2 separate regions of the Homo sapiens genome follow, and region 2 is linked to region 1. The links are chromatin loops, found by intact Hi-C in ENCODE. Cell type or tissue: B cell. All regions are shown on one strand. Each heading gives the region's core, and the rest is flanking DNA. Links, peaks and the distances in the headings are about the cores only. Region 1 overlaps LAYN (layilin). Region 2 overlaps DIXDC1 (DIX domain containing 1).

Evidence for each region. A loop is a pair of places that touch in the nucleus more often than their neighbours do. Peaks named below come from ENCODE experiments on the same cell type or tissue, not always from the same donor. Only the 100,000 strongest peaks of a DNase experiment are listed, where the experiment ranks them.
Region 2: a loop joins it to region 1, with 9 times the contacts of the local background. A loop is called at or near these places in 3 of 110 quality-filtered maps.

The regions. Positions count from the first base shown.
Region 1 is chr11:111,556,696-111,572,769 of GRCh38, forward strand. It overlaps LAYN (layilin), which reads left to right. Exons shown (of 7, transcript NM_178834.5): 6 at 846-948; 7 at 3,400-5,050. The coding sequence ends at 3,763. Among named protein-coding and RNA genes, the nearest start is that of LAYN, 24 kb to the left of the region's middle. RefSeq lists a silencer at 5,309-5,603 and an enhancer at 8,267-8,770. In B cell, for the core only: CTCF peaks have their summits at 8,599 (motif pointing right) and 8,804; a DNase peak (open chromatin) is centred at 8,646.
Region 2 is chr11:111,974,753-111,990,826 of GRCh38, forward strand. DIXDC1 (DIX domain containing 1) reads left to right here. Exons shown (of 20, transcript NM_001037954.4): 5 at 124-231; 6 at 5,985-6,097; 7 at 7,587-7,735; 8 at 10,480-10,569; 9 at 12,119-12,172; 10 at 14,253-14,303. Among named protein-coding and RNA genes, the nearest start is that of DLAT, 43 kb to the right of the region's middle. RefSeq lists a silencer at 2,483-2,782 and an enhancer at 2,743-3,373. In B cell, for the core only: CTCF peaks have their summits at 7,450 (motif pointing left) and 7,652; a DNase peak (open chromatin) is centred at 7,459; H3K27me3 peaks cover 1,863 bases.

The sequences.
Region 1 (16,074 bases), core at 4,721-12,720:
TGGGTTTTGAGGGTTTAGGGGTTTTAGTGGTGGTCAGGTTTGCAATCTCACAGAAGAAAAGCCAACAGCCTCTGGATAGTCAGGAAGCTTGGGTCAGTGGGAGTAGGAAGAGGGTTAGCCTCCAATCCTTGATTCCTCCCAAAGCCACTTGAGGGGAACATCTTTGGTTCTAAGTCTTAAAGGACTAGAAAGTTCAGAAAAGTAAGCCTCTAAGTGCTCTTCACAGTCATGGCTCATGGACCCAACTGAATCTAATTGGTCTTAGAAATGTCAGAAAGGTTTTACACTGTAATTTACTTGCTTCCTGTGACCTCTTTCCTGGTAATGACACTGAAACTTCTGGCTTGCTTCTTTTTCCCTCTCTTTCCCCCATCCCATCGTGGGAACTCCGTGACTGTCCTTGGAGGCAAAAGCATCAACACTGCCCCAGCGGCCCCTGCTTTACTAAGGGAGGACAAGAAAAGAGAGACTCTCTTTTCTCTGAAAAAAAAAACAAAAAGCTTAATTAACAAAAGTGCCCTTCTGATATTTGGAAGACCTAAAAATTTAAACTGATTTTCATTATCACTTAGGGTAATAGGACAGGTAGAAAATGCTCATCCATCGAAACCAGAAGACTCTTTGCTAACTGGCTAGATGTGTCTTGATCACTCAGGAATGAGCTCTTTGGAATACTCTGTGTTGATTAGCCTTTTCCTTTGTTTTGTTTTTTAATTTTTTAATTTTAATAGATTTGGGGGTACAAGTGGTTTTTGACGATTATGCTTTTTTTAAGCCTGGTTTGAAGCACAGAAAAACAAAACAAAAAACAGCCAATGCTGATCATGTGCTTTCTTTCTTTTCAGAAGCTGCCTTGAATCTGGCCTACATCCTAATCCCCAGCATTCCCCTTCTCCTCCTCCTTGTGGTCACCACAGTTGTATGTTGGGTTTGGATCTGTAGAAAAAGGCAAGTAAAACCTTCATTGTGTAAACCTTTGCATCTTCTGCTCTCTTTGAGATTTGGATATTGCCTTGTTTACTTCATTAAAACCCACGGCAGCACCAAGAGTATCACCATTGCAGATTGGAGAGTGGGTTCTCTGACAGGTCAGGGCATTCAGAAGTACTAGGCATTTGTGCTTAGTTGTGATTAAGAGAGTGATCTTACTTGCTTTACTGTCTGTACGTGGAAGATTTTAAAACAACTTGAAGGGTGAAATTGCATTATTCACCTCCCGTGCACTCACACGTCACCCAGCAAAAATGCTCTCATGAATGTATGCCCTCACTCTGAAAATGTTTGTGGACTGAGTGAAGGAATGAATAGTGAGCCATATGAAAAATGACTGCTGCAAAGTATTCTGGTAAACATCTGAAACTAAACCACTTAATTCAAACTGAAAGAGCCAAATTCCTTTTAACTGACTTTTCTTTTAATTCAGTACACAAGTATAGAGTGCTATAAAATAGCTACACTAGGTGGCATCAACAATTTCTGTATATGGTCAGGATCGTGTGCCACTATTTTATTTTATTTTATTTTATTTTTAGTACTGAAAGCTCTTCTCAGTTACCTTTTTATTCTCCATCATCATGGTATATGGAGAAGATGTCTAGTATTCCCATTTACAACAGGAAAACTAAGGCCCAATTTAAGATTTGACTCCCTTTAAAGACCAATTTGAGATGAATTAGTAAGATTCCAATGTAAAATCTATTTCAGTTAATTGTAACTTCCTTGTAGGATTATTATAAGGATTAAGGCAGTTAATACTTGCAGAATAAGTATATACTAAGCACTTGAATGTTACCTATTATTGGGATTATTTTATTAGTTATTTCCTTTGAATCTTAAAGTAGAATTTAGTTCAAAAAATTACAGGCATATTTTCCAGCTGCCTACTCTGCCTACTCAGTTGGTTCTTGATTTCCTTTCCTGACTCTCTGTTTTGTACTTTAACAGGATTTGGGAATTGTGACTCTAAAGCTGGGGTGTCTGTCTATCCCAAGGGTTTTTAATCTTTTTTGTGCCCTGCAGCAGTCTGGTGAGGCCTATGGACTCCTTCCAGAACAATATTTTATTTTATTTATTATTTTATTTAAAAAAATATATATATATATATATATTTGAGACAGAGTCTTTCTCTGTCGCCCAGGCTGGAGTGCAATGGCGCAATCTCGGCTCACTGCAACCTCCGCCTCCCGGGTTCAAGTGATTCTCGTGCCTCAGCCTCCCAAGTAGCCGGGATTACAGGCACATACCACCATGCCTGGCTAATTTTGTATTTTTAGTAGAGATGGGTTTCACCATGTTGGCCAGGCTGGTCTCGAACTCCTGACCTCAGGTGATCCGCCCACCTCAGCTGCCCTAAGTGCTAGGATTACAGGCATGAGCCACCACACCCGGCCCAGTACAATATTTTAAATGCATAAAATAAAATACATTGGGTTGCAAAGGAAGCAATCATACTGTTATATAGTTTAGCAAAATATTTCCAAAAATGAATATGTGATTAGTAATACATGTACTCCTTTATTAATGCTTCTTTATTTAGTGCTGGGTATAATTATTATAATTTTGAAGTAGAGATGAGGTTAAAATATTTCAAGGCATCTATAACTGTGATATGAAAACATCTATAATTTCTAGTAGTGATCAAGTCAAAGATATTAATCCTGCTGTTTTATCTCTTACATTCATAATGGAAGGACATGCTAAATTTCACTTATGGATGAGTCGTGTTTTTTGTTGTTTTGGTTTTATTTTATTTTATTTTATTATTTTATTTTATTTTATTTTATTTTTGAGACAGGGTCTCACTCTGTCGCCCAAGCTGGAGTGCAGCGGTACCATCACAGCTCACTGCGGCCTTGACCTCCCAGGTTATCCTCCCACCTCAGCCTCCCAACTAGCTGGGACTGCAGGTGTGCACCACCATGCCTGGTTAATTTTTGTATCTTTTATAGGGACGGGGTTTTAACATGTTGCCCAGGCTGGTCTCAAACTCCTGGGCTCAAGTGATCCACCTGCCTCAGCCTCCCAAAGTGTTAGGATTACAGGCGTGGGCCACTGTGCACAGCTGAGGTGTTTTTTTGTTTTTTTGGGTTTTTTTTGTAATGTGGTATTTTTTCTCTATTCAGTTCTATCCCTGGACACTCCAGGGACTCTAGGGAACCCCAGGATAATAACCCTGCCCACACTTGGGCAGCAGTGAATGACAGATACACAATCACTTTGAACATAACATCTCCCTGTTTGGTTCCCTCCCACTCCGAAGCCCTGGCCTGTAAGTTACATAGACGAGACATGCAGCTGGGTGACTGCCCAGGGCTGCTTCCTCTCGTCTCAACAGGAAGCACAAGGGTATTCTCAATCACCTGGTCTAAAACACTCAGCCCTGGTTTTCTTTCTTCCTAGAAAACGGGAGCAGCCAGACCCTAGCACAAAGAAGCAACACACCATCTGGCCCTCTCCTCACCAGGGAAACAGCCCGGACCTAGAGGTCTACAATGTCATAAGAAAACAAAGCGAAGCTGACTTAGCTGAGACCCGGCCAGACCTGAAGAATATTTCATTCCGAGTGTGTTCGGGAGAAGCCACTCCCGATGACATGTCTTGTGACTATGACAACATGGCTGTGAACCCATCAGAAAGTGGGTTTGTGACTCTGGTGAGCGTGGAGAGTGGATTTGTGACCAATGACATTTATGAGTTCTCCCCAGACCAAATGGGGAGGAGTAAGGAGTCTGGATGGGTGGAAAATGAAATATATGGTTATTAGGACATATAAAAAACTGAAACTGACAACAATGGAAAAGAAATGATAAGCAAAATCCTCTTATTTTCTATAAGGAAAATACACAGAAGGTCTATGAACAAGCTTAGATCAGGTCCTGTGGATGAGCATGTGGTCCCCACGACCTCCTGTTGGACCCCCACGTTTTGGCTGTATCCTTTATCCCAGCCAGTCATCCAGCTCGACCTTATGAGAAGGTACCTTGCCCAGGTCTGGCACATAGTAGAGTCTCAATAAATGTCACTTGGTTGGTTGTATCTAACTTTTAAGGGACAGAGCTTTACCTGGCAGTGATAAAGATGGGCTGTGGAGCTTGGAAAACCACCTCTGTTTTCCTTGCTCTATACAGCAGCACATATTATCATACAGACAGAAAATCCAGAATCTTTTCAAAGCCCACATATGGTAGCACAGGCTGGCCTGTGCATCGGCAATTCTCATATCTGTTTTTTTCAAAGAATAATAAAATCAAATAAAGAGCAGGAAACAGAGTGTTAGTCTGTGTCTACAGCCCTTCCTCTGCATGTGGCCACAGGGGACCTTTTTTTGTTTCTCCTGACATCCAGACTTGGAAATATCTAACTACTTGCAAAACTAAAAATGAGGCCAGGCGCAGTGGCTGACGCCTGTAATCCCAGAACCTTGGGAGACCAAGATTGGAGGATAGCTTGAGTTCAGGAGTTCCAGACCTTCCTGGGCAAAATAGTGAGACTCTGACTCTACAAAAAATTTAAAAATTAGCAGGGCATGGTGGCATGCGCCTGCAGTCCCAGCTACTCAGGAGGCCGAGGTGGGGGAATTGCTTGAGCCCAGGAGGTTGAGGCTGCAGTGAGCTAGGATCACGCCACTGCTCTCCTGCGTGGGCAACAGAATGAGACCCTGTCTCTAAACAAAAATATTTTTTAAAGAAACTAAAAATGAAATTTGAGTCTCAGCTTCTAGGCTTATGTACTCCCATCCCTGATACTACACGTTGTTCTGTTTGCATGTTTGTTACTGCAGCATCAACATAACATGACTAATAATGATGACAGTTCTACCTTTTGTTGACAGACCTCATTGTTTCAATTGTGTTTGGCCTCAAATTCAGAGAAAAGTTTCTCAGCCCAGCATCAATCATATACACATTGGAGGTCTGAAAGCCATTATTTAAATCACCAGCAATTTCCCTCAATCAGCTTCATAATCTCATATTTTAACCTTTCCTCATATGTCTTATTTTTTAATAGCTCAGCAACTTTGCTTCACATATGGAGCCCCAACCTCTAGAGTTAACTAGTCTGGGTCAAAGCAGTATCGAATGTAGTGGATTGGAATCCCTGCCAAATTATCTGCCCTACTGCAGAACTGAATATACTAGGAAACAAAACTCCCTGTTTTGGGAAGTGTGTTTTGTGGTTACATTTCAAGCAAAAACTGAGCACATGGTCCTGAAGGACTGATTCACTGCTCTAAAATGCCCAAGGTTCCATTCTTGCTTCAGACAGCCTCGCTCTATCATCTGCCCTGTATCCTGCACTGTGCCCCACAACTCTGGCCCTTATTACACTGCAAGCTTCGCTAGTAGGAATCCTATCTGCCGGTCAGCATCATGGGTCCTGCAACCCATGGCAGCACCTTGCAGGGTAGGCAATCAATGTCTATTGAATGGATGAACAATGCATCTTTTCAGACTGATGTCAAATAGTTTGAATATTTCAGCTTAAAAGTTTGTTTTTCACAGTCCCCCTAGGTGGAGGAGGTAACTGAGTCATTGTAATTGGAATGCCTCCCAAGAAGGAAGCATAGTAACAAGTAAACAGATGCTGGTGAATTGTGCTAACAACTTACTTTATGTCACTCATGCTTGAACTGAGGACCCACTGTTAATCTATAAAGGGAGTAAGGTTGTAATCAGAACAGACCCTCAGCATCTTCCCTTCCCTTTTTTCATTAATGTGTTGTCTCTTCTGGGACCTAGAGATCTCTTCTGTGTTTGTACACAGCCAGTCTTACCCTGCATTTTAATTATTCACTTTCTTTTTCCTCCTCAGGTTTACTAGCCTGAGTTTACCCAACTCCATTTCTATCTCTAATAATTGCACTTCACTTATGTAACAAATATTTGCTAAATGTTAAGGGTTTGCTATGTTCCCGTTGAGCTTGAGCTTATTCATTAAGCTAGTATCATATGGAAATTTAGTAAGTTTGTTTCATAATTGCTATGATTTGAATGTTTGCCCCCTTCAAAACTCAGGTTGGCCAGGCATGTTGGCTCATGCCTGTAATCCCAGCACTTTGGGAGGCTGAGGCAGGAGGATTGCTTGAGCCCGGGAGTTCAAGACCAGGCTGGGCAACATAACGAGACCCCGTCTCTACAAAAAATAAGAAAATTAGCTGGGTGTGGTAGTGCATGCCTATAGTCCCAGCTATGCAGGAGCTGAGGTGAAAGGATTACTTGAGCCCAGAGGTCAAGGTTGCAGTGAGCTCTGATCATGCCACTGCACTCCAGCCGGAGTGACAAGTGACATCCTGTTTCAAAAACAAACCAACCAAGAAAAAAAGACAAAAAAAACCTCATGTAGAAACTTATTCCCCAATGTGGCAGTATTGACAGGTGGGGTCTTTAAGAGATGATTGGGTCATGAGGGCTTTGCCCTCATGGATTAATGGGTTTTCACAGGAGTAGGACTTGTGGCTTTATAAGAAGAGGAACAGAGACCTGAGCTAGCACCCTCAGGCCCCTCACCGTGTTACGCCCTGCGCTGCCTCAGGACTCTATAGAGAGTCTCCACCAGCAAAAAGACGCTCCCACATGCAGCCCCTCAACCTTGGACTTCTCGGCCTCCAGAACTATAAGAAATACATTTTGTTTCTTTATAAATTACCCAGTTTTAGGTATTCTGTTACAAGCAATAGGAAATGGACGAAGACAACCATTTAAAACCGTATTTCCCAACCTTTTTTTCCACTGTGACACACATGACAGATAAAATGTATGTATCAGACAACCACTTTGGTCTCTTTACTCGACAAGCATTCCTGTTTGTTTGTTTGTTTGTTTGTTTTTTGAGACGGAGTCTCGCTCTGTTCCCTAGGCTGGAGTGCAGGGTCATGCGATCTTGGCTCACTGCAGCCTCCACCTCCTGTATTTGCAACTTTTCTTAGTTTGAAATTCTTTAAGGAACAGCATCTGCAAACACAGGTACTGGAATGGTTGGTAACATATTACTTGCAGCACACCTTCCATCTAAGCTCAGCACACAGGGGTTTGCCATGATGTTGGAGTTGAGAGCATCTAAAAGCCTCTGATCCAAGATAAAAATAAATCATTAGTAAAGCTGTCAATCAGTACCCAAGCCCCAGGCTCAGGCCCAGGACCCCAAACCCCACCTTTGTCATTTCCTTGCAGGCTACAGGGAGCCATGTGAGCCACCCCACAGAAGTGAATCCGGAGATTCCTTTCCTCCACAGTTTCCCATCCCTCCCCTGTGAGAACGCAAATAGGTTGTGTGATCTAAGGTGACTTCCAGTTCTAAAATTATTCAATATGATTCTTTTTCTAATTTGTTAAGCATGTTATGCCCACATTACTTCTGAGCTTGTAGTAAGACACACCTAATGGTGGATAGCAAACTGAAGACAGAAGTGTCAAATAAGGTCTAGGAAACTGCAAGCCCAGAGATGGAGAAGCAACAAAGCCAATTATTCTGTACAGCCCCTTCCTTCTTTCTTCCAAAGAACAGTAAATGGTAACTAATGGCTAAAGAATCTTAAGTTATTCTTGAATCTTGAATTTGAACAGCAGAAAGAAATAGTGACTAGAATGAGTCTTTAGAGCCGGGGCACCAGGAGAAACTGGTTTTTAAAACAGAATAATACCATGTATAGGCTGGAGGCAGTGGCTGTAATCCCAGCACTTTGGGAGGCCAAGGCAGACAGATCACGAGGTCAGGAGATCGAGACCATCCTGGCCAACGTGGTGAAACTCCATCTCTACTAAAGATACAAAAATTAGCTGGGCATGGTGGCACGCACCTGTAGTCCCAGCTACTGGGGAGGCTGAGGCAGGAGAATCGCTTGAACCTGGGAGGCAGAGGTTGCAGTGAGCCGAGATCACACCACTGTACTCCAGCCTGGTGACAGAGCATGACTCCGTCTCAAAACACACACACACACACACACACACACACACACACACACACACACACACACACACACACAAAATAATACCATGTATGACAAGGGTCCCCAGCCACCAGGCCAATGACTGGGACCCATCCCTGGCCTGTTAGGAACCGGGCTGCATAGCAGGCAGTGAGCAAGCAATACTGCCTGAGCTCCGCCTCCTGTGAGATCAGTGGCAACATTAGATTCTCATAGGAGTGCGAACCCTATTGTGAACTGCGCATGCGAGGGATCTAGGTTGTGTGCTCCTTATGAGAATTGCTGGCTCACGCCTGTAATTCCAGCACTTTGGGATTCCAAGGTGGGCAGATCACCTGAGGTTAGGAGTTCGAGACCAGCCTGTCCAACATGGTGAAACCCCATCTCTACCAAAAATACAAAAATCAGCCGGGCATAGTGGCTCATGCCTGTAGTCTCAGCTACTTGGGAGGCTGAGGCAGGAGAATTGCTTGAACCAGGGAGCCGGAGGTTGCAGTGAGCCAAGATCGTGCCACTACACTCCAGCCTGGGGGACACAGCGAGACTCCATCTTAAAAAAAAATTGAAAAAAATAAATAAAATATATATATGTAGGATCAAGCAGAATTCACCATTGCTTGACAGCATTGGTGTATTAGGGAAAAGGCCTGTCAGCATTTTTGCCTGATGCAACTTTGCCAGGAAGTTCGAGGCTGCTTTGTTTTCACCACCAGGTGGCAGTATTAGGCTGGCATAGAAATTTTACCTAATTATAATGACCAATTTCTGGCAAGCAACTGCAAAGAGAAAGGGAGGTAAAGATATATGGAGAAATAAGAAAATACAATGCAGGTGAAAATCCTGGGTTCTGGAATCAGGTTGTTGAGTTTCTAAGTCCTATTACTGCTACTTACTGGCTGTGCAATCTTGAACAAACTACATTATTTAACCTCGGTTTCCTCATCTCTAAAATGAAGATAACATTACCTACCTGGAAATGCTGCTATAATAAAAATCACAAAATATGCATAAGGTGCTTGATGCATTTTGTGGGTTGAATTTCATCCATCACCACCACCCCCCTCAGAAAAAGTATTGAACTCCTAACCCCAAATCCCTCAAAAATGTGACCTTTTTTGGAAATAGGGTCATTTCGGATATACTTAGTTAAGATGAAGTCATTAGCATGGAACCCTGTTCCAATGACTGGTGTCCTCAAAAAAAAAAGGCAATTTGGACACAGAAATGCATACAGGGAGAGCGCCATGTGAAGACGAAGGCAAAGATCATGGTGATGCTTCTACAAGCCAAAGAATGCCAAAGATTGTTGGCAAACCACCAGAAACTAGGCAAGAGGTGCGAAACAGATTTCTCTTACCGTCCTCAGAAGGAACCAACCCTGCTGACATCTTGATCTTGGACTCGTACCCTCTAGAATGATGAGAAACCATTTCTGTTGTTTAAGCCACCCAGTTTGTGGTACTTTGTTATGGCAGCCCAAGCAAACTAATAGAACAGATAAGCCCTCATTAAATACTAGCTAGTATTAGTCCTGTACTCTTTTAATCTAATTGTACTGAGACAACAATACTGTTTTTACTGTAAATTATAGCTCACTTTCCAGCTATCATGGGTTTATATATCCTGCCCTCCCCCACAAAATCATGGCATTCTGTGGAGTGACAGAGGGCAAAACCAGGGCAGACATGAGAGTCACAGGGAGGGGGATTTCCATGACACGCAGGAGGATGCCTGCTTACAACAAACACTGTAAGACCTTCACCCCTCCAGGGGCTCACGGAGAGACCATGTGAGCCCTTGGGAGAAGGAAGGATTCCAAGCCCCCAGGTGCGAGTTTTCGCTGATCAATGTGCTACACGGAAGTGATATAGGTGCCGGCTCTTATTGCCAGAGGGCTCTTATTCCACCTGCTGGTGGAAAACAGGTTGGATGTCATAACCTTTAAAACCCCTTCATCTCATCTCAGTGCATACATTTCAGCCACTTTCTTTTGAACGTATAGAAGCTTGGAATAGAAAGTGGGCAGAGCAGGTTGGTGGTAGTTTGTTTCTTTTTCTTTGGTGGGATCTGGAATCCCTAACAGCTAGTTTTACTAAAGACTGAGATTGGCTAGGTAGGATTAAGGCTGAGGAACTGCCCCTAACCCCCTACCGCATGCCACACACCTCCTCACTATTTCATCACCACACCCCCAGCCTCCAAGGCAATGAATAAGAGTGTCGAATAAATTAGCTGGAATAGGCAGCTCTGAAAGTTACCACATTTGGCAGACAATTCATCCCAAATCTTCCCTTCCTCAGGCTCAAAAAGAGACTCAACCTTGCTGGGTAGGCTGGGTGCTGTCCACAGTTAGGGGGATTTGGAGCTGGTTCTATTGCACGTATGATAGAGAAAACAGGAGGGAATACAGTTGCCCTTCTCATTCTCAGGTTCTGCATCCAAGGATTCAACCAACCATGGATGGAAAATATTCAGAAAATACAAAGCAAAATGAATGCTAAGAAAAAGAAAAAAATTTTTAAAAAAGAGAGGAAATATTTGGAAAAAAAACCCAGAAAATGTTATGTTGTTACTGGAGTTCGGCCTAGATGGTTACATTTGTACTGAGCATATGTACAGTACAGGCTTTTTTTTTCTTGTCATTATTCCCTAAGCAATACAGTATAACAATTGTTTATGCAGCATTTACATCGTATTAGGTATTTTAAGTAATCTAGAGACGATTTAAAGTATACTGCATGTAGTGGCTCAGCCTGTAATCCTAGCACTTTGGGAGGCCAAAGCAGGAGGATTGCTTGGGCCCAGGAGTTCCAGACCAGCCTGGGCAACACAGAGAGACACCATCTCTACAAGAAAAAAAAAAAATAGCCAGGAGTTGTGGTGCACACCTGTGGTCCCAGCTACTAGAGAGGCTGAGGTGGGAGGATCAGTTGAGCCCGGGAGGTCGAGACTGCAGAGAGCTACGATTGCACCACCGCACTCCAGACTGGGTGACAGAGCAACACCTTATCTCGAAAAATAAATAAATAAAATAAAATATACAGCAAGATGTGGTTGTATGCAAATATTACACCATTTTATAACAAGGACGTGAGCATCTGTGGATTTTGGTATCCACTGGCCCTGGAACCAATATCCTGCAGATACTCACGGACAATTGTATTGCCTGCCAGGGTTGCCCCAAAAGTCCCACACCCAAGTTGATGCCACAAATTGCCTCTAGGGCAGACCCCCACTCTCAGGATGGATTGGAATTTTAACTAAAAGGAATTTTGGATATGATGGTCTTATTTGGATCCCGATTTGAACAAGCTAATCAGAAAAAGACATCTTGCGATAATTGGAAAAAATCTGAACATAAACTGAGTATTAGAGAAAATTAAAGATTTATTTTTGTTTTCATTAGGAGTGATAATGACATAGTGGTTTTATAAAAGATAAAAGGCCTTATCGGTTAAAGATGACAGTAAAATGACCCAATTTTGGCCAGGCGTGGTGGCTTATGCTTGTAATCCTAGCACTTTGGGAGGCCGAGGCAGGCAGATCATGAGGTCAGTAGTTCAAGACGAGCCTGGCCAACATGGTGAAACCTCGTCTGTACTAAAAATACAAAAATTAGCTGGGTGTGGTGGTGTGCACCTGTAATCCCAGCTACTCAGGAGGCTGAGGCAGGAGAATTGCTTGAACCTGGGAGGTGGAGGTTGCAGTTAGCAGAGATTGCGCCACTTCACTCCAGCCTGGGCAACAGGGCAAGACTCCATCTTGGGGGAAAAAAAATGACCCACTTTCTTGGGCCTGTTTTAAAATATGCTATTAGGTTGGTGCAAAAGTAATTGTGGTCTCTGCCATTACTTTCTCTTTTTTTGAAATGGAGTCTCACCCTGTTGCCCAGGCTGCAGTGCAGTGGTGCAATCTGGGCTCACTGCAACCTCCACCTCCCGGGTTCAAGCGATTCTCCTGCCTCAGCCTCCCAAGTAGCTGGGATTACAGGCGCATGGCACCATGCCTGGCTAATTTTTTTTGTATGTTTATTAGAGACAGAGTTTCACCATGTTGGCCAGGCTGGTCTTGAACTCCTAACCTCAGGTGATCTGCCCGCCTTGGCCTCCCAAAGTGCTGGGTTTTCAGGCATGGGCCACCGGGCCCAGCCTGCCATTACTTTCAATGGCAAAAAAGTGCAATTACTTATAGCAAGAAAAAAGGTAGAGAGAAATGAATGAAACAAGATCAGCAAACTGATCTTGTTTTTTAAATAAGTGAGAGGCACATGGTGGTTCATTATATTATTTTCTCTCAACATACATTTTTATGTATGTGTGAAAGTTTCCATTAGAAATTTTTTAAAATAAAAAGAATGGGAAGGGGGAAAGAATCGCAGATCTTTCTCCTGCTGAGGGAAGTTCTTCTGTTGGGGTGTGAAGGAGAAAGGCTTAGAAATTCCACTGAGTTTCGGGCTGGGCGTGGTGGCTCACGCCTGTAATCCCAGCACTTTGGGAGGCCAAGGCGGGCAGATCACGAGGTCAGGAGATCGAGACCATCCTGGCTAACATGGTGAAGCCCCGTCTCTACTAAAAATATAAAAATTAGCCCGGTGTGGTGGCACACACCTGTAGTCCCAGCTACTCAGGAGGCTGAGGCAGGGGAATCGCTTGAACCTGGGAAGTGGAGGTTGCAATGAGCCAAGATGACACCATTGCACTCCAGCCTGGGTGACAGAGCAAGACTCGGTCTCAAAAAAAAAAAAAGAAAGAAAGAAATTCCACTGAGTTTCTCCTCACAGAAAACAATAAAGTGGCTTGGAGAGAATACTACTGGAACTAGTTTATCATACATGTATCCAACTTCTACTGTCTCCCAGGGCCTGGGATATGATAAACAAGAAGAAATATTAGTTCACTGAACACCCACTCTGTGCCAAGTACTTTCAAACGTCATCTTTGTTAATCCTCATAACAATATTGCTCAGGTAGATGTGATTTGTATGAGTGAGATAGAAAGACCACCCAACCAGTAAGGGGCAGGGCAAAGAGACCTTTTGGTTTTGTTGCACATTCCACAAATCATTCCACAAATAGCCAAGCTGTGTATCCCACGGTGGAGGCAAACGGGGATGTAATTTTTTTTAATTTGTATTATTTTTTCTATTTATAAAAGCACATGTGGAAATTACTTGCGTTTTTTTCACATAAGCCCTCCCATTTTTTCACTGACATACATGTCTTAAGTACCTTCTGTGTTTCCAACACTGTGGACACAAAGATATATAAGGCCCTCCCCTCAAGCTATTTACAATTCAACTGGGGAAGCAGAGCTGGAAATAAATGTCACTGTGCGTTACTTGCTCTCACAAGGGGACATGACAGAGGCAACTAGCACGCACAAGGAGGAACCTGATGTCCTACCTCCTCCACTTTGCCCGGCCAAGAGCTTTTTGAAAGTCCCAGCAGCCCATGGAAGGTTCCCCAAGCCCCTGGACAAAACTTGCCCACTCTTGTTTTCTCCCACAGCCTGCAGCATACACTTTACCATGGGATCCTTCACAGTCGAACGCACCTTAGAATTCACTTCTTTCCTCTGGGCCACCCAAATGCAGGAACCACCTCCTATTCATTGTTGTGACCCCCAGCTCTTAGGGCAGTGGCTTGCACTTAACTGGCAATCAATAATTGCATTAAATTGAGACAAAAACCTTTCCTGGCAAGTGCCACCAGCATTAATTTTCCACCCTCCTAACTGCCTTTCGATTTCTTTTCCTTATTTTACTACTAGAAATACTCAGTCTAGAATCTCTTCACAGAAATCAGTGCTTCTTAAAAGTGTCTACAAAATAATCAGACATAAAGGAAAATGCAAAGATTGAGTCACTTTCTATCAAATATTGTTTATTTCATGAAGTCCCATACAGAGAGATCCAACATAAATATTTACATTCTATGAAGTTGCTCTGCTCTAGAAAACAACTAGCCAGCCCATGTTTTTGAAAGACTGTTCTGTTCTGTTTTGTTTTCCAGAAAGAAACTGGCCTCCCTTTTGGAAGAGATTACGTTTTCCCACCTCTTTATTTCTAGAAAGGAGCTTGCTCCAAATGGCTTTTTCAGGGTCAGTGAGCCATTGAACAACCAATAAGTTCTCAGCATCTTGGGATCAGCTCTTTTTTTCTACCAATCTGTCCTTTCTCTGTGTCCCGCCCCCGTCCCCCCGCACCCCCCAAGCCAAGCTAACTTCATAATTTCCTGCTTTTCTACTAAACGTAATGGTGAATGTTTCCTATGTTGATAGATGCCCACGAAAACAACAAATCCTTATCACCTCATAAATTTTAAGAATCTGCTCCTGGATACAAAGATGTGTCATCCATTATGTGCTGCCAAGGGAATGAGCAGAGAAACCAGGCGAAGGAGAGAGCATGAGACATGAAGCCAGCCCCATCTGCCCCTTGGATTTATAGGCAATCACTTTAGTAATAGGTACAAGGTGGCCATTTATAAGGTTATAATGCATCTCCTAAATGGACAGATGTCCCAGCATCTTCCTGCTGATCTAAAACCATCAGTGACTCCTTGCTGTCTACAGAATTCAGTTCAAACTCCTTAATCCAGCATCCAGTGGCCTCGATGATCTGGTCCAACTACCTAACCTTACTACCACTCCTGTAATGCCAGTCAAGACTCGCTCTCCCAGAAACTCAGCATGCATTTTCCCATTGCTGTCTCCGCTTGTCCTCTTTCTTCAGCCTGGAGTGTCCTTTCCTCACTTCTTTATGTGACACATCCTACCCATCTGTGAAGACTCAATTAAGTGCCACATCCTCCTTAAAGCCTCTTTCCTCTTCCAAAGTCCTTTAGATCTTGGCCTGTTCCTGCCTTTCTCGTGGTTCTCAGTATGTTTTGTTTATAGGAAGGGTATGAAACAACAGCAGAAAATACCCTAGGACCTAGAAATAAAGGGGCCATATGAGAATTTAACCATGGAAATCCATTTGTACATGGACAATGACTTGCAACTGAAAAAGTGTCTCCAAGACATCTGAGCATGACCCGCAGGTGAAGCCTGGCTTAGGTCTGTAGTTGCTGCAGAGTAAATGGTATTCATGTGTCTATTCAGTGAATCAACAAATACGTACTGAGCACCTGCTAAATGACAGTTACTGTGCTTGACAGTGGGTATGTGCAATGGTGAATAAGATACAGCTTCTACCCTCATGGCAGTTATATAGTAAAAACCCAGATTAACATCAATGACTTACATGATGATAGGGCTGTGATAGGGATATGGGCGAGCCCAGGATGCAGATACTTCCTGGAGGAGGGGATGCCCAAAGTGAGAATGTGGCACCTAAGCAGAATTTCAAACAGTTCAGCATGATTGAGCTGGGAGTGTTGGGTGGGTGAGTGGCAAAGGGTGAGGGGGAACAAGACGGAAGGGGCTACAAGGAGCTTGATAGTAAATGATTCATAAGCCTTGCTGAGGAATTTGGACTTCAGCCCAGGCTGATTATTCGTTATTTACCGTCTCTCACCAAATCCCTGCCCACATCCATTTTCTATCCTACTCTGACCTGCTCTGTGCCCTAGCAGGATGACCCCTGCAGACTGCACCACCCAGCTCCCTTGCCAGATGGTTTCCTGTACGATTTGGGCAAGAGAGGCTCCAGCAGGTCCGCTGTGGGCAGGAGGAGTGAAAGAAAGGTTATGGTATTGCTTCTGCTTTCCTTTCATATCAATAGCAGTAGTTGCACCCTCTGCAGTTCAGTCTCCACCAGTTGGCCCTTTCTCTAGCTCTCACTATAATCCAGTAACTCTACTTTTTCTTCTTGTCCCCTTCTAGGGTGGTAACAGCTTCCTACTGCTGCTAACAAACTCATCCATAGTTTGCTTCCTTAACCCTATCCATATATCTGCAAGTGGTACTTTCATTAAAGTCTCTTCTCTTCCTCTGAACCATCCGAAATGAATTCCGTTTTCTGACAAGACCCTAACTGATACAATCCTGAAAGTTATAAGGAGACATTCAAGTGTAGGGAGTCACAAAAAAACAAAAAATATGGCAATCAATGTGTACCTCCAACACTACTTAAGGGACAAGGCCCTCAAATTTTAGCCAATCTATTCCCAATGGTAGCGCCCTGTGTATTGCAGAGATGCATGCAT
Region 2 (16,074 bases), core at 3,946-11,945, 420 kb after region 1:
GCAGGGGTTTTGTCTTACTCATGTGTGTATACTGCTCGCAGAGTGGCAGTCTCTCTGTACTTGTTGAGTTGATCTGATCTGAAGGACTGACACCTTCCCTTTGCTGGGGTCCTTTGACTTTAGGAACAGCAGCATGGATGAGGAAATTGAGAATCCATACTGGAGTGTGCGGGCCCTAGTGCAGCAGTACGAAGGGCAACAAAGGTCCCCGTCTGAATCCAGCTGCTCCAGGTAACTGTGGCCTCTGAAACCTGAATTCTGGAGGATTCTCGGAGTTCTCGGCTTCAAGTAACAATACAACAAGCAAAAAGGCACCTAAGCCCTTTTTCTCCCCTCAGTTTATGTTTGGCTTTAAAGGGATACCCCTTAGCAGTGCTTTGTGGGTTTGTGCTAGTAGGAGGGTAGGAAGGTAGGGTGGGGTGCTGGTTTATTTCCCACAAATGGAATCTGTGCAGTCCCAGTGCCAGTGCTTAACTGTGACCACATGGGGGCATGGCTGGAACCTGTCAGGGCCCAGTCCAGTGGTTCTGACATTTGCATATGAGGTGCCAGTGTTTATGATAGCCAGTTCCATTGTGCTGTCCTTGAGCCTAAGTGTAACTCTTAAGGCCGGAAAAGTCTGTGTAAAGCTCATAGAAGAGAAGAAATTGAGCAGAGTTGTCTTAGAGCATTAGAATGTTTCCAACTTTCCTCTACAGGAACTGTGGCTGATTAGTATGTGTTTGAGCAAACTAATGATGTTTGCGACTCTAGCTAAAAGTTGTGTGTATCCTTTAGAGCCAAGTACAGAGACCAAAACAGGATACAGTGCCCTAATAAAAACCTTATCAGTGGCAGAAAAAAGATTACTTTACTGGCTCATGTAAATTGTGCTTCTATAAACACTCCCCAGATCATGTTTTTACTAACTTCATTTTGTTGCTGAATCATAATTTATGCTCTAATGACCTTTTCTTTCCTATCCCAACCCTGTGTAATCTGCTCTATTTAGGGCTAATTGTTCCTTGTCTTGTATGTATGTTATGTGTCCTTGTTTTCTTCCTCCTATTTTTTTCTCATAAAACTCCATCCTATTTTAATGCACATTTCCTAATTTATTGAGGTCATATGGAACTCTTTCTAGTATTTTAATATACTGGTAAACTTGCTAACTTTTTACCTTTTTTACATTTAATAGCTGTGCTCTTTCTTACTTATAAAATTCACATAACATAAAATTAACCATTAAACATTATAAAGTGTACAATTCAGTGGCATTTAGTATCTTCATAATGTGGTGCGACCATCACCTCTATCCACTCAGAAGACATCTTCATCACCCCAAAAGGAAGCCCTGCGCCCATTAAGCAGCAGGTGTGCTTTTAATGAGAATCTAAATCATTTCTTCCTTGCTTGCTGCTTAGGTTATCACCTGGAGCGGAATTACAGGATGTTTTGTTGTATTGCTTCCTGCACTTCTGCAGGCCTTTCACTCTTCTGAGCCTGATAGTGCCTGCTAGAGTTGGTGGTAGGAGGAAGAGTGGATTTCTTCCTGAGGGCACCTGCTTTCTCCTCCAAGGCAGGAGGACTGAGGGGAGGGCTGTGAGACTGTGAATGTGTGAATGAGGGGCCCACCGGCTATCAGGCTGCAGTGAGCTAATGGTGACAGTTTTCTAGGAGAGGGGCCAGAGGAGAATTGTTTGCTTTACCCTGTTTTTCACTACTGGATTTTGACATTTTCTTCTAATGCTGACCCCTCATCCAGCTCTTTGGCATGCTGGGTTAGTAGCTGCCTTTTCCTCAGTGAGTCCCTGGGGAAGGAGAGGGCTTCTTGTGGCTATCTGGAACCCAGCAGGTTCCCGCACATTCTGAGCCCTCGCCCCCAGGGAGCCCACTTAGTGGCTCTGTGACCCATGAAGAGCCCAGGAGCCCCCAGATGTGGCTTGCTCAGGACGGGAGTGGCTCAGAAGGAAGGATAGCCCCTGGGTGTCTCATTCCCTGCCACTGCTCCTCCGGAGACGCCCTGGGGAAGCCCTGCCAGCCTGTTGCTCCGAAAACCGCATACCAGCCTCACATTGTAGCCAAGCAAAATGATCCTTAGTTGGTTAAAAAGAACACACGAAACGCCAGAGGGGAAGGTGGGAGGGGATAGGTGCTCGGCGAATTTTCCTGGGGAGCGTCAGAGTCTCCACCCCGAGGAGCGGCCAGAGCCCCATGCGGGCCTGACCTGTCCGACCGACCCCTCGTCCACCAAGGGAGGGCTCAGAGTGGAGAAGGCAAGGTTTTTGGTGCGGGGCTCCCCAGCACTCAGACCACTAGAGCCCTCCTCGTGATTCTGCCGATACGCGGCTCTTCCCCTGCCTATCCTGAGGCTCCCAATCTCCTCTCCTCGCATCCCCCAACCCCTCGTCGACGTCCCCACCCCCACCTCCACCCCGCCCAGCCCCGCCCCTGGCCCGCACCCTCAACCTCCGTCCAGAGCGGTCGGTTGGCCAGCGGAGCTGGCTTGGGTCGGAGCCCGGCTGCCTCGCCGCGTGTGACAGCCCAGGGAGGGAGCAGAGGGTGGGGCGGGGAGGGATCCGGAAGGTGGCACGGAGTGGGATCGCCGCTGGGGACTCGAGGCGCAGCCTGCGCCGCCGGGAGCCTCCCTCCCAGTGGGAGATGGGTTGAGATGCCCCCGCCAGGGGGGATGCCCGGCACCGTGCGTCCGCGGAGGCCAAGATGCAGCGGCCAGGGGCCGGCAGCCTGCGAGGGGAGGCAGCTTCCGCCGGGGCCGGGCTGCTGCACAGTCTGAGCGGCCGGGACTGCGCGCTTCAGAGCCTGGAGCATCCCAGTCGCTGGGGCCGAGACGCCGCCGCCGCCGCCGTTCCCGCTTTCTCCCGCGAGCCGGGCCAGTAGCTTTGCTAGCTGGCCTTCCCGTGGAGGCGTTTTCCAGCCCCAGCGCGGGGAGACATGCCTGAATTTGGGAGCGATGTGACTCTCAGCCTCCCACTTCACCCGGGGACGCAGGCTTGCTGAAGCCCGAGACAGGAGGGGGACCATGGGAGGGACGCAAGTCAAATGGTGAGCTGAAGCCACTCTGGCTTTGGAAGTGGGGGGCCTGGGTGGGAACAGGGGCAGGGCTGGAGGATGCTGTTGGCCGGAGACAGGCGGGGTGGTGGGAGCATTATGTTGGGAGGACCGGCTGCTGACCAGGGGTTATCACTATAAAATACGGTGGGCGTAGGAAGTGGAGCCAGCATGGGGGGAGGATGAGTAGCCCTTGCGCCTGCCAGGGTCTTTGGTGGGGGAGGGCACTTCATGAGGATATAGAACTCTTCCTTATTGCCTATTACCCGTTTAAAAAAATTAATTTGAGTGGGATTTGGAAGTATCTTTGCTGCAGGATTGCTTGTCTGATAAATTAAGATAGAAGAGCTATTAGACCTGTGGGAATTAAGAAATGTATCAGCCAGACCTGATCAGTCATTCTCTGACCTCAGAGAGGATTATGATGCTAAGTAGGGGATTGTTTATAAAATAGGACTTTTAAGCTAATCAGGGAGGAGCCTGTCATATACATAATTAATTAGCATTAAAATATTTTTTTCTGACCTGGGGCAGAGGATATAATGCATATTCCTTGTCCATGAGGTACTTCTTTAGGGAGGCAGCAGGGTGCCTGCTCTGACATGTGCCTCGGGAGTTTCCTGCCTGAGGTCCTTTATCTCTCCACTTGGCCATCGAGTTTCATGGTCTCACCTCTCGGTGGCCTCACATTGGCAGCCTCAATTCAAGAAAGAGAAATGTTGTTTTCCTTTGGCTGCTCTGCCACTCCCCCAGCGGGGATGGATATCCAGACATCCGCCTCCTTCTGCCCTTATATGGGAGATAACTCTTAGGAAGGAGAAGGAGCTGAGCATGCGTCTGTGCTTTTAGGAAAGCAGTTTTCTAGCATCCTAGGTTCACACTGCACCCTCCTCCCCGATTTTGTCTCACACTTACCAACTGTGGTCCAGCAAAGTCAGAGGATGGAACATGTCATCCATAGCACCTTGTCAGATGAGAAAGTGTTTTCTTGTTTCTCAAAGATGAGCAGCTCTTGCAGGCCGCTTTCTACACTTGGATTCCCATTTCTGTAAGAAGGTAAATGCTGAGGCCTGAGCAGGCACAAATCTATTCTCCTTGTGAATGACATAGTACACTTGGATGAGAGCTTTTCAAGCAGCTAATTCATGTTGGCCTGGAAGTCAAGATTGCCTAAGCGGTGAAAGATGAATAAGAAAGTTCTAGAAAGCAATTGCTATTTCGGAATATCACTTCTTGCCACTCCCTACCCCTCCTGCCTGTTTGGTTATAGATCTATAGATATGGTTAAGCAACTTTCTTTAATTTGATATTTCAATTTAAAAGCTTTAAAATGTTTTCTGTGGTTCTAAGAAGGAAGAGAATGTATTTCTAGTTGAGGTCATTCCCAGCAAAGCCCCTAAAATACGGACAGTGAGGAGGATGAGACACTAGTCCTCAGGCTGCCTCACTGCTTTTGACGTGCCTGGCTACCTCCACCATGCCTGGCTCTTGTTTTTTACTGGATTCTAGGAGGACAAAATGTTAACTCCTGATCGTGGTTGTGAGGATTCGCCTGGGAGACTTCAGGGGCACATTAAGTGGGTCAGTGAATCCTAGCCACTTTCACTGTTGTCTGGGTGATAGATTTGGAAAGAATTCCTGAGAGGGGGCTGGGCCCGGAGACCCCTCAGCCCCTGAGATTCTTTCAGTGCTGATGTTCTCAAGGTGCAGTGCAAAGAGAGATGGCTCGAGACTCCTTTTCCCTGTCACATGGAAGCACCAGCCTCACATTCCCATCTTGTCTTGTAGATTTGCTGTTTTTTTGGAGATTTAAAATTCCACTTCCCTGAAAAATCTGCATAGTTCCTTCCAAGGCTAGTAGTTATATCAGAACTTAAGGGCCAGGTACGGTGGCCCACGCCTGTAATCCCAGTACAGAGGCTGAGGAGAGAGGATCACTTGAGCCCAGGAGTTTGAGACCAGCCTGGGTAACACGGGGAGAACTTGTTCTACAAAATGATTTAAAAATTAGCTTGGCATCATATGCACCTGTAGTCCTAGCTGCTCAGGAGGCTGAGGCAGGAGATTTGCTCAAGCCCATGAGCTTGAGGCTGCCATGAGTTATGATGGAGCCACTGCACTCCAACCTGGGCAACAGAGTGAGACCCTGTCTCAAAAAAATAAAACAAAACAAAATCTTAAGAATTGTTGAGAAGATTCTGAGGACAATTTGAAAGTATTGTGTCAGAAATATAAATAACTTTTTGATAGGAATAAATCAAGTAAACCCTTACTCCACTATTCCTAGCAGGTCTTTCCCCTTTTGACATATTATCTTCCCCTTGTCATGCTCTAGCTCAATTACTGATATATAACCGCTCCTCTGCCCAGCCTGGCAATGTACGCCCTCCAGCAACTTTTCCCCTTGAACCACCCCCACCCTGTACTCTCCTTTGTGATCAGCTCAGAGCTGATCTGCCATGATAACTTGGCTGGTATTGCCTGTATCTGTGAGAGATCAGTGTTTTGGAAATAAAATTTCCTTCTAGCTCCAAAAGCTACTAGACACAGACTGGCATCAGTCTTTGAACGTGGGCCCAGGGATGGTGATGGAGGAGGTGGTGGGAGGTAAAACAAAGCAAAACTTGGAGTTCTTTGAATGCTAGATTACCCATCATTTTGGTAAATCTCTTCTCAATGAATTAGGCTTAAAGGCATCCTTGTTGTGGGAGAGACTTTGTAGGACTGGGTCATTCCTTTATTCAATATTAATTTCATTCATTCAAAAAGTTAATCATTAAATAAATATTTTATTTTCTGTGGGCCAAGTACTGTGTTACCCATGGAGGAGTAAGATGAATAAGAACATGTCCCTGTTCTCAGGAATAAATTATGAAAGCTGCTTTCTGAACAACTCTTCATAATAATCGTTTTTCTTCCTTTTTCTTCAATCACAGCCTGACTTCACCCAGTCCAATCCACAGTGCAAAGAGCGAGTCCATTATAACCCAGTCAGAAGAGAAGGCAGATTTTGTGATTATTCCCGCTGAAGGAATAGAGAACAGAACAGGTACTATCTCTACGCCTGCCTGGGCTGGTTCAAGGAACAGTCAGCTTGAAGAATTTAGAGGTCCCCATCACCAATAAGCTCCCTGGCCTTCCCCATCTCCATGGTCTGTGCGTGCAGGGTCAGCACTAGAGGGCTCTAATGACTTTGAGCCAATTAATGTGGTTATCCTCTTGCAGAATGCCATTTCTGATATCCTAGCTGTCAAAAATCTTGCAGCAGCATAGATAGGCCCTTTCTCAGCTGGCTGCCTATGAATTAGGAAATGACTTTGGGGCAGTCAAAAGCCTTACTCAAGTAAACACTTTTATTATTCCTATCTTATACAAATAATTGCAGGACTTACATAACTTAAATTGGGACCAGAAATGCATTGTATGAGCTGAGGTGTCTGTGAGGGCACAGAGAATAGAGAGCAGGTCTATATCAGGCTTGGTATGAAGCTACAGAAAGGACCACAAAGAGTTCCCTTTGTTTAGACTTCCATACTCTGTCTCAGTTGCTCTTTATTTTTTCTTACATAGAGAGAAAAACATGCAAGAAGCAAAGTGCAAGACTTAGAATTGTATTTACCCACAAGAGTTGTAATGAAACACAGGCCCTCAGAAGAAAAACTGGAATTGAATTCTTCTGTATTCTGCTCCCCATCTAACCCTGGCATTAGTACCAAAGAGTCAGTCATGTTACTGAGTCAAAACTCCTGAGGCCTTAGAGAGAGAGGGAGAGCATTTACTGAGTGCCGCTCTGGGCCAGGCACCAGCAGGCCCTGCACATAAGTTACCTCATTTAATCTTTGCAGCAACCCAGAGGGGTTATTATATTCGTCTCTTGAATGAAGAAACTCACTGAAAGAGTTTATGCCTTTCTGAATTCTAGAATGCATTTTAAATGGCTGTACATACAATTAGATAGTATAAAATAGACAAGGAAACCAGAGCAAAGAGACCTTAAAGCTAGGAAAATAAAAGTGATATTAAACAGTTTGTGCAGGTATGTTTTTATTGGTTTGTTTGCTGTGTGACTCACACAGTATTCTACATGAAAGTGGTCCACTTATGAGTGAGTGCTGAAAGGAATATTGAATTGAAGTCTCCCCTCTAAAGCTTCAGAGTAACCAGTAAGATTTTGTTTTCATTGCATCTGACAGCTCCTCTTTTTGTACCTGGCAAAGTCAGGCTCTTGGAATGCCAGTTCTAAGAATTAAGGGTGAAGTCTGTGTGGCGCATACCAAGGCTCCCGTGGAGGGAATCTTAATACTTCCTAAGAGTTTTAAAAGAGGATAGATTGTTCTAGCACCAAGTGAGCCTGAGGCCTGAGCTCACAGCCAATTCTTTAGGCCTCACAACCCCACCTGGTGGAGAGTCCAGTCTGTGCTATGAGAACAGGTTCAGAACGCAGGTGACCTGAACCTGTGAACGCTACCCTGTGAACGCTGTCTGCTGGAAATCAGTTTTCTTCAACATGAACTGTACTCCCTCTTTTCATTTTTTAGAAGGGACAGATTCTCCATTATCTCGAGACTGGCGGCCAGGGAGCCCTGGAACCTATCTGGAGACCTCATGGGAAGAACAGCTGTTGGAACAACAAGAATATTTAGAAAAAGAAATGGAGGAAGCAAAGAAAATGATATCAGGACTACAGGTAGCTCTCTCCCTTGTAGTTTGCCCTTGTTATACCAATTGATTATTAAGTCAGTATTATCAATGGAAAATAAACTGATTTTAGTTTTCTAGGAGGTCAGAACTGAATGAGGAGTTTAGATATAGGGAATAGCACAGAAAGAGCAGAAAATTCCTTATATTTGAATACTTTAAATGGACTTTGTGGGCTACCGTTCATAGCACAGCGCTTAAGATTTCAGCAAGCCCAGGAGCCATTACTGACCCTTATCAAGTCCTTATTGTTGACTCTGTGCTACATAGGTGGGCTTCTACCCTGTATGTGGCTGCAGACCTGCAATTGCAGCTTTCACCAAAGAATGGCACTGTGAATAGTCTGGGATTTTCTTCTAGGAATTCTCTAGCAGGAAGAGTGTAAGAGCCAGTAATGCTGCCAGGTTTCCATTTGAATTTAGCTAAGGGATTTAGCTCACTCCTAATACATGTGCAAATGGATGCCAAGGCATAATGGTCAGGTAGAAGAGGTTTACTTTGAGCAACAAAGCCCTTCAGTTTTTCCTATACCTGTAGTGCCAGCTCGGCAAATCTACCCGAGACTGACCCACTTGACATAGTTCCCACCCTGAGTGACCCCCTCATTCTTGTCTTTGTGTGTCTGTCTCTGTTTGGGGGAGCGCTTATAGTGTGCTGATGACCCTGAAATTGCCTAGGAATATTCCTTTCTGTTTGTGCTGGGAACTGCAGTGCTTCTGAATTGTCAAATATTTATGGACACGTAAACAAAGCCCACATTATGTGTGTGGCTCTGGCAGCCGGCAGGCGGTGGAGGGCGTGCTCCCAGCTAGCCTGCAACAGGGTGGGGACACAAAAGATTCCTAAAGAAGAAAGGAGATTGGTGCTGTGGCAAAGCAATTTGCATAACGTATGCCCCAGGAACTGAGAAGTGTGGGAGGAATGTTGCCTGCGTAAACATTCCCAAAGAAAGTTGTTGGTTTTCCTTCATTTGCTCTGTATTTTTAAAATGGCTGGCTTATGAGGCCTTTTAGATCTCTTTTCTGCCACTCCATTAACAAATACCTTAATGGAATGTTTTTGTGTGTGTTTTACTTGCATAGGAAGTATGTCATGGAGAACTTTGAGATTATACCCAACCAGGTTGTTCCCAGGATAATTTGCATTATATGAACATAGATATTCATCAGTTTGGCTCAAAGTTTGTTTGCATTTTCTTAGTCTGGGAGAAATTCGATGGCAGATTAGACAGAAAAAGAAGAGAAATGACAGGCAGAAAGTCAGCATCTTAATATTTCCTGCAAACAGAAGAGTTTTAATTCACAGCCACATGATCACAATGAGAATTTGGTTCCATTGTAGAATACAAAAGGGCTCACAGCATCCACTGGGCTTCTTAACTCTTTTCAGTGATTAACAAGTTGCTTGCTAAGCCACATCCAAGATTTCTGACTTATTAGTATTCCTTAGTTAGAACCCTTTGAACAGTTTGCTGTTATAGTTGATATTTCCATAATGTTGAATGCCCTTAGCTCCCCGCGGCCCTGGCTTCTTATATATGTCTGTACCTGTTGCCATGACTGGTGAGATAGCAAAATTCATTTGACTTACTCAAATTTTATTATAAAATGGGGTCACATTTTTCAGTCTTTCACTGACCTGATAGATACTCACCTGCAGGGACAGATCCAAGTTTTGTGAGTCCTCACATATATAATTTGTGTGTGTGCAGGGGGGCTTCTTAAAGAATAAGATTACAAAATTATGAATATAATAATTAGGTATAGGCAACGCATGGTGGGCCACACCTGTAACCCCAGCACTTTGGGAGGCTGAGGCGGGTGGATTGCTTGAACTCACAGGTTTGAGACCAGCCTGGGCAATATGGCAAAACCCTTGTCTTTACTAAAAATACAAAAATTAGCCGGGTGTGGTGGCGCATGCCTCTAATCCCAGCTACTAGGAGGCTGAGACATGAGACTTGCTTGAACCCTGGATTGCAGTGAGCCAAAATCGGGCCACCGCACTCCAACCTGGGTGACAAAGTGAGACTCTGTCTCCAAATATTATAATAATAACAATAATAATTAGGTATAGGACCTTGGGAGAGGCAATGCATGCGGGGGGCCTACAGCTGGAGCTTTCTTAGCTTCATGGTAAATCTGCCTCCCTATTCCACCTACGTATATTCTAATGAAAACCACCTGGGTCAGGAGCTGAAATGAATGAGGACATCTCTCTGCAAATGTGTTTTCCTTCTTGTTCAATAGAGGTTGCTTTAGGGAGTAAAAATGCAGAATCAGTAAAACAAAGAAAAATCAAACAAACCCAAGTGAGTGCTCCAAATGTATTCCAAATAATTCATTATAATACTCATTTCTAAGCCGTGATGATTCTACACTGCTTTTAGATCATTTTCTCCCTGGTAAAATTGAGTTTGAGCAGCTCCAGTTTGAAATGTGTTGTGTCTCTTTTGAAAAAAAGGTTTGTTTTTAGATTTTCTTCTGGGGCCAAGGCACCTTGAAGCAGAGCAGTCAGGTGTCCAGAGAGCTGAAAGAGCCAGAGCATGGACCTAACGAAAGGAACTAGTCCCAGGGTGAGCAATGGGAAGTATCTAAGGAGCAAAAATTACCAACGAAATGTCTTGAGGAGGCTGAGTTGTGATTTTAACTTGGGGTGAGCTTACCAAGTTCAACTCTGGACTAAGTCATCTGAAGGAGAGTTAAGTTTCTTTCTGCCTTTGTGGTTATTCAGGCCTTACTGCTCAATGGATCCTTACCTGAAGATGAACAGGAGAGGCCCTTGGCCCTCTGTGAACCAGGTGTCAATCCCGAGGAACAACTGGTGAGCTCCATCTTTTGTGATTGGACACTAAATCTGTATGTATTTTACTTGTATTTAGCATTTGACACTGCTGTTCATGCCTTCTTGAAATGCTGTCTTCCTTGACCAGTTCTGGTTTTCCTCCTACATTTTTGACCATTGTTTCCTTCTTCATTCATTTAATAAACAAATATTTATTGAGTGCTGACTATATGCCAGACCCTATTTCAACATGCTGGAGATATGGTAGTAACAAAACAGATCTAAGACCCGACCCTTATGGAGTTTACATTCAAGGTCTCTTTGAAGCTTCTCGTTTTCTGCTTGTGCCTTTAATGTTGGTGTTCCTCAGCATTCCAGTCTAGGCCCTCATGTGTCTTAAACATTAACCTGGGCGGTAGTATCTGCCTCCAGTTCTTCACTCACTTCCCTCTTGCTTCTCATGTATTTATTTCCAGCTCAGCTCTTGCTATGGATTTCTAGATTTATGTATGCAATATGCAACTGCCTACTTATTATCTCCACTTGTAAGTCCCATAAGCATCTCAATTTCAGTGAGTCCTAAATTAAAGTGTTTCTGTCCTCTGCCCAACCACCAAAGCTACTTGTCCTTTTGGATATCTGTTTTGGATACCAAAATGCGCCAAACAGAAATCTGAATGTTGTCCTTGAATCCTTTCCCTCTACATACTTCCCTGTACATCCAGTCAGTCACCAAGTTTTACCAGTTTACATTTCTAATTTCTTTATCCAGTTTTCTCCATTCTCACAGCCACTTGAAAATCAAGCCTCCATCCAGTATTCTAACAGCCTTCTCACTGGTTTTCCTGATTCCTCTCCTGTCTTCCCCTAATTAAGTTTTTGTAAAACAGCAAGAATAATTTGCCTTAAAGACAAACTTCATTTTGTAACCCTTCTGCATACAACTTTTCATTGATTCCCCATTGCCCTCACTGGCCTTTCTTGATCTCGCCCTGATATTTCTCTCCAAATTCATCTCTTGCCATTTCTTCTTCCCTTTACCCCACCCCCTCCCCTGCACCCAACCCCCACCCCATACTTATTCTTTTTTTTTTTTTTTGAGACAGAGTCTTGCTCTGTTGCCCCAGGCTGGAGTGCAGTGGCACGATCTTGGCTCACTGCAACCTCTGCCTCCCGGGTTCAAGTGATTCTCCTGCCTCAGCCTCCCAAGCAGCTGGGATTACAGGTGTGCACCACCACACCTGGCTAATTTTTGTGTTTTTAGTAGAGATGGGTTTCACCATGTTGGCCAGGCTGGTCTCTAACACCTGACCTCAAGTGATCTGCCTGCCTCGGCCTCCCAAAGTGCTGGGATTACAGATGTGAGCCACCACGCCTGGCCCACCCATACTTATTCTAAGCTTTATCCATATAGATCTACTTGCTACTTGATGCATATACTTACATCAGAGAGCAGGAACTGTTTCCTGTTCTTTGTATCCACAGTACAGAGCTGGCATCTAGTAGTGCTCAATAAATATTTGTTGAATGAGTGGCTCTGTACTTCACAGCATAGGTGCTTAGCCATCTCTGTTTGTCTTATATTCAGATTATAATCCAAAGTCGTCTGGATCAGAGTATGGAGGAGAATCAGGACTTAAAGGTATGTCAAGACATGTACATTTTACCCCTTAAAAACATTATGGGGGCCAGGCACGGTGGCTCGCGCCTGTAATCCCAGCACTTTGAGAGGCCGAGGCGGGCAGATCACAAGGTCAGGAGATCGAGACCATCCTGGCTAACATGGTGAAACCCCGTCTCTACCAAAAATACGAAAAATTAGCTGGATGTGCTGGCACACGTCTGTAGTCCCAGCTACTCGGGAGGCTGAGGCAGGAGAATTGCTTGAACCTGGGAGGAGGAGGTTGCAGTGAGCAGAGATCGTGCCACTACACCCCAGCCTGGGCAACAAAGTGAGACTCCATCTCAAAAAAAAAAAACACCATTATGGGACTATTACACAACTTCAAGAGGGAAAGGGATTTCAGAATTGGAATCTTTCCTGTATCTGTATTATGTCTTTACTTGAAAGAGAGAGATACATCCCAAATATGTCAGGAAGGTAATAACTTTTTAATCCTGGTGGTAGGTAATAGAATTTCGGTGTCATTATTGGTTGTACCATTCTATATGTTTGAAATATTTCATGGTTTTTATTCTTTAATTAAAAGAAAAAATGTATCTAATACCAGTACAGTCTTTTTTTATAAATACTTCTCAGAATTCTTTTAGGTCAGTGATTCCTAGCTTTTCTTTTGGTCATAAGTCTATGAGTAAAGACATTAACCCTCTCCCTAGAAGTATGCATGTATGTTTGCACTCATACTCATAGACATGAATTTTTTTTTTTTTTTTTGAGACAGAGTTTGGCTCTGTCACCCAGGCCGGAGTGCAATGGTGCAGCCTCAGCTCACTGCAACCTCTGCCTCCTGGGTTCAAGCGATTCTCCTGCCTCAGCCTCCCAAGTAGCTGGGACTACAGGCGCCCGCCACCATACCTGGCTAATTTTTGTATTTTTAGTAGAGATGGGGTTTCACTATGTTGGCCAGGCTTGTCTTGAACGGCTGACTTCGTGGTCCGCCTGCCTTGGCCTCCCAAAGTGCTGGGATTACAGCGTGAGCCACTGTGCCTGGCCGACATGAATTTTTAATAGAGCAACTTTTATTTATTTGTTTTGTTTTGTTTGTTTGTTTTTTGAGACAGAGTCTCACTCTGTCACCCAGGCTGAGTGCCATGGCACGATCATGGCTAACTGCAGCTTCGACCCCCCAGTCTCAAGCGATCCTCCCACCTCAGCCTCCCTAGTAGCTGGGGCTTCAGGAACACACCACCATACCTGGCTAATTTTTGTGTTTTTTGTATAGATTGCTCTCGCCTTGTTGCCTAGGCTGGTCTTGAACTCCTGGACCCAAGTGATTCTCCCATCTTGGCCTCCCAAAGTGCTGGGATTATAGGCATGAACCACTGTGCCCAGCCTAATAGAGCAACTTTTGAGCCCATCTGTGGAGTCCAAGTTACAGATCCCCATTTTAGATATGTTAATTGCAAAATCTTGATGTGATACAATAGGAAGAGAAGAGATTGGGGTCTGTGTTATGGTTGTTCCCCTTCTAAAATCTATTTCCTAGTGACAATCGTATACATATATTTTATCTATTGTAAGGGAATGTTAATTACTCAGTATTTCATTATTAGGCTAAATGTGTTTTTGTTTGGCCCACAAAGAACAATACCCTCTTGGATCAGAAACACTCCAACCCTTTGCTAAACATTAAAAATAGGGATAATTATTTAATGACATTGGGGGTAGGCATATTTAGATATGATCATATATTCAGTGAGAAGGATTTAGATTATTATAATTAGGTTTTCCTGTTGGTGAAGATTGCTAAATATAGAAATGAGAGCCTATGGGAATTATGGGGTATCTTCTTTCTTGGCAACTCTTCTCTACCTGAGCAGTTAAGCCTGGGTGCCAACAGGGAAGAACGGAATGGTTCTCTTCTTGTTTCTGTGGATCAGCCTGTACTGCTCACTGAACCAGAGCTGTTTTCTGCCTTAGTAGAGGGTTAATTTTTCACGGAATGATCAACTGGGTTTTGTCCTCTTGCCGACAGAATGAGGTAATGCATTCTGAAGCAACCCAGATGTCACCATCTGATCTAACTATATTTGGTTTGCAGAAGGAACTGCTGAAATGTAAACAAGAAGCCAGAAACTTACAGGGGATAAAGGTAAAAAAGAAGACATTTAATTCTTTAAATAAAGTCTCTGCAATGTAAAGTAGTCTGTTGGTGAGTGGTGAGAGTTGGAATTTTCTGTGGACCTTTAATAGCTCTGTGCTATTGGTAAAGAAAGGGCTTTGTGGGAGGGAAGTGAGACATGTCGAGGAATATACCTTTGTTTTGCTGAGGCTTATTTCTAGTAGTTATGATTCATGTTGCTACCATTTCCATCTGTTCCACCCTGATTGTCTCTATATGTAAAAGAATCCTCTTCAGTGTGAAAGAATGTCCTCTAGGGCCGGGCGCGGTGGCTCACGCCTGTAATCCCAGCACTTTGGGAGGCCGAGGCAGGCGGATCACGAGGTCAGGAGTTCGAGACCAGCCTGGCCAACATGGTGAAACCCCATCTCTACTAAAAATACAAAAAATTAGTCGGGCGTGGTGGCAGGCACCTGTAATCCCAGCTACTTGGGAGGCTGAGGCAGGAGAATCGCTTGAACCCAGGAGGCAGAGGTTGCAGTGAGCTGAGATCATGCCATTGCACTCCAGCCTAGGTGACAGGGTGAGACTCCGTCTCGGAAAAAAAAAAAAAAAAGGAATGTCCTTTAAAAAAATTGTTATTTACTTTGTTTTTGAATAGTTAACTAACATTCAAATCATTTTAAAGGTATAAAAAGATAAACCATGAAGTGTCTGCCTGCCAGCCCTGTCCCATCAGTCATCTAGTTCTCTTTCCTAGAGGCATCTTTTTTTTTTTTTTGAAACGGAGTCTCGCTCTGTTGCCCAGGCTGGAGTGCAGTGGCGCAATCTTGGCTCACTGCAAGCTCTGCCTCCTGGGTTCATGCCATTCTCCTGCCTCAGCCTCCCAAGTAGCTGGGTCTACAGGTGCCCGCCACCACGCCCGGCTAATTTTTTGTATTTTTTTAGTAGAGACGGGGTTTCACCGTGTTAGCCAGGATGGTCTCCATCTCCTGACCTTGTGATCTGCCCGCCTTGGCCTCCCAAAGTGCTGGGATTACAGGTGTGAGCCACCGCGCCCGGCCTTTTTTTTTTTTTAATGTTGACATGGAGTCTCACTCTGTCGCCCAAGCTGGAGTGCAGTGGCGTGATCTTGGCTTACTGCAATCTCCGCCTCCTGGGTTCAAGCGATTCTCCTGCCTCAGCCTCCCGAGTAGCTGGGATTACAGGTGCGCACCATCACACCCAGCTAATTTTTGTATTTTGAGTAGAGACTGGGTTTTAGCATGTTGGCCAGGCTGGTCTTGAACTCCTGACCTCAGGTGATCCACCTGCCTCGGCCTCTCTAAGTGCTGGGATTACAGGTGTGAGCCACCACGCCCGACCTCCTAGAGGCATCTTAACAGTTATCAGCACATTTGTGTCTACATCGCTTTCCCCCACGGTTTTACCCAAATGGTAATATACTAGAAATAAAACTTGACACCTTGCTTTTTTTCACTTAGTAGTATATCTTCGAGCTCATTCTATGTCAGTAGTACATAAAGACTTTCCTAGGTCTTTTTTATGGCTGCATAGTATTCCATTGTATTCCACTGTATACATACATATATATGCTAAATGATTTATTATACATGATAATTTCTAGTCTTTTGCTAATATAAACAATGATCTAACAGCCTTGAATATATGGTTTTTTTGTGTTGTTTTGTTTTTTCTGAGATGGAGTCTTGCTCTGTCGCCCAGAGCTGGAGTGCAATGGTATGATCTCAGCTCACTGCAACCTCCACCTCCCGAGTTCAAGCAATTCTCCTGACTCAGC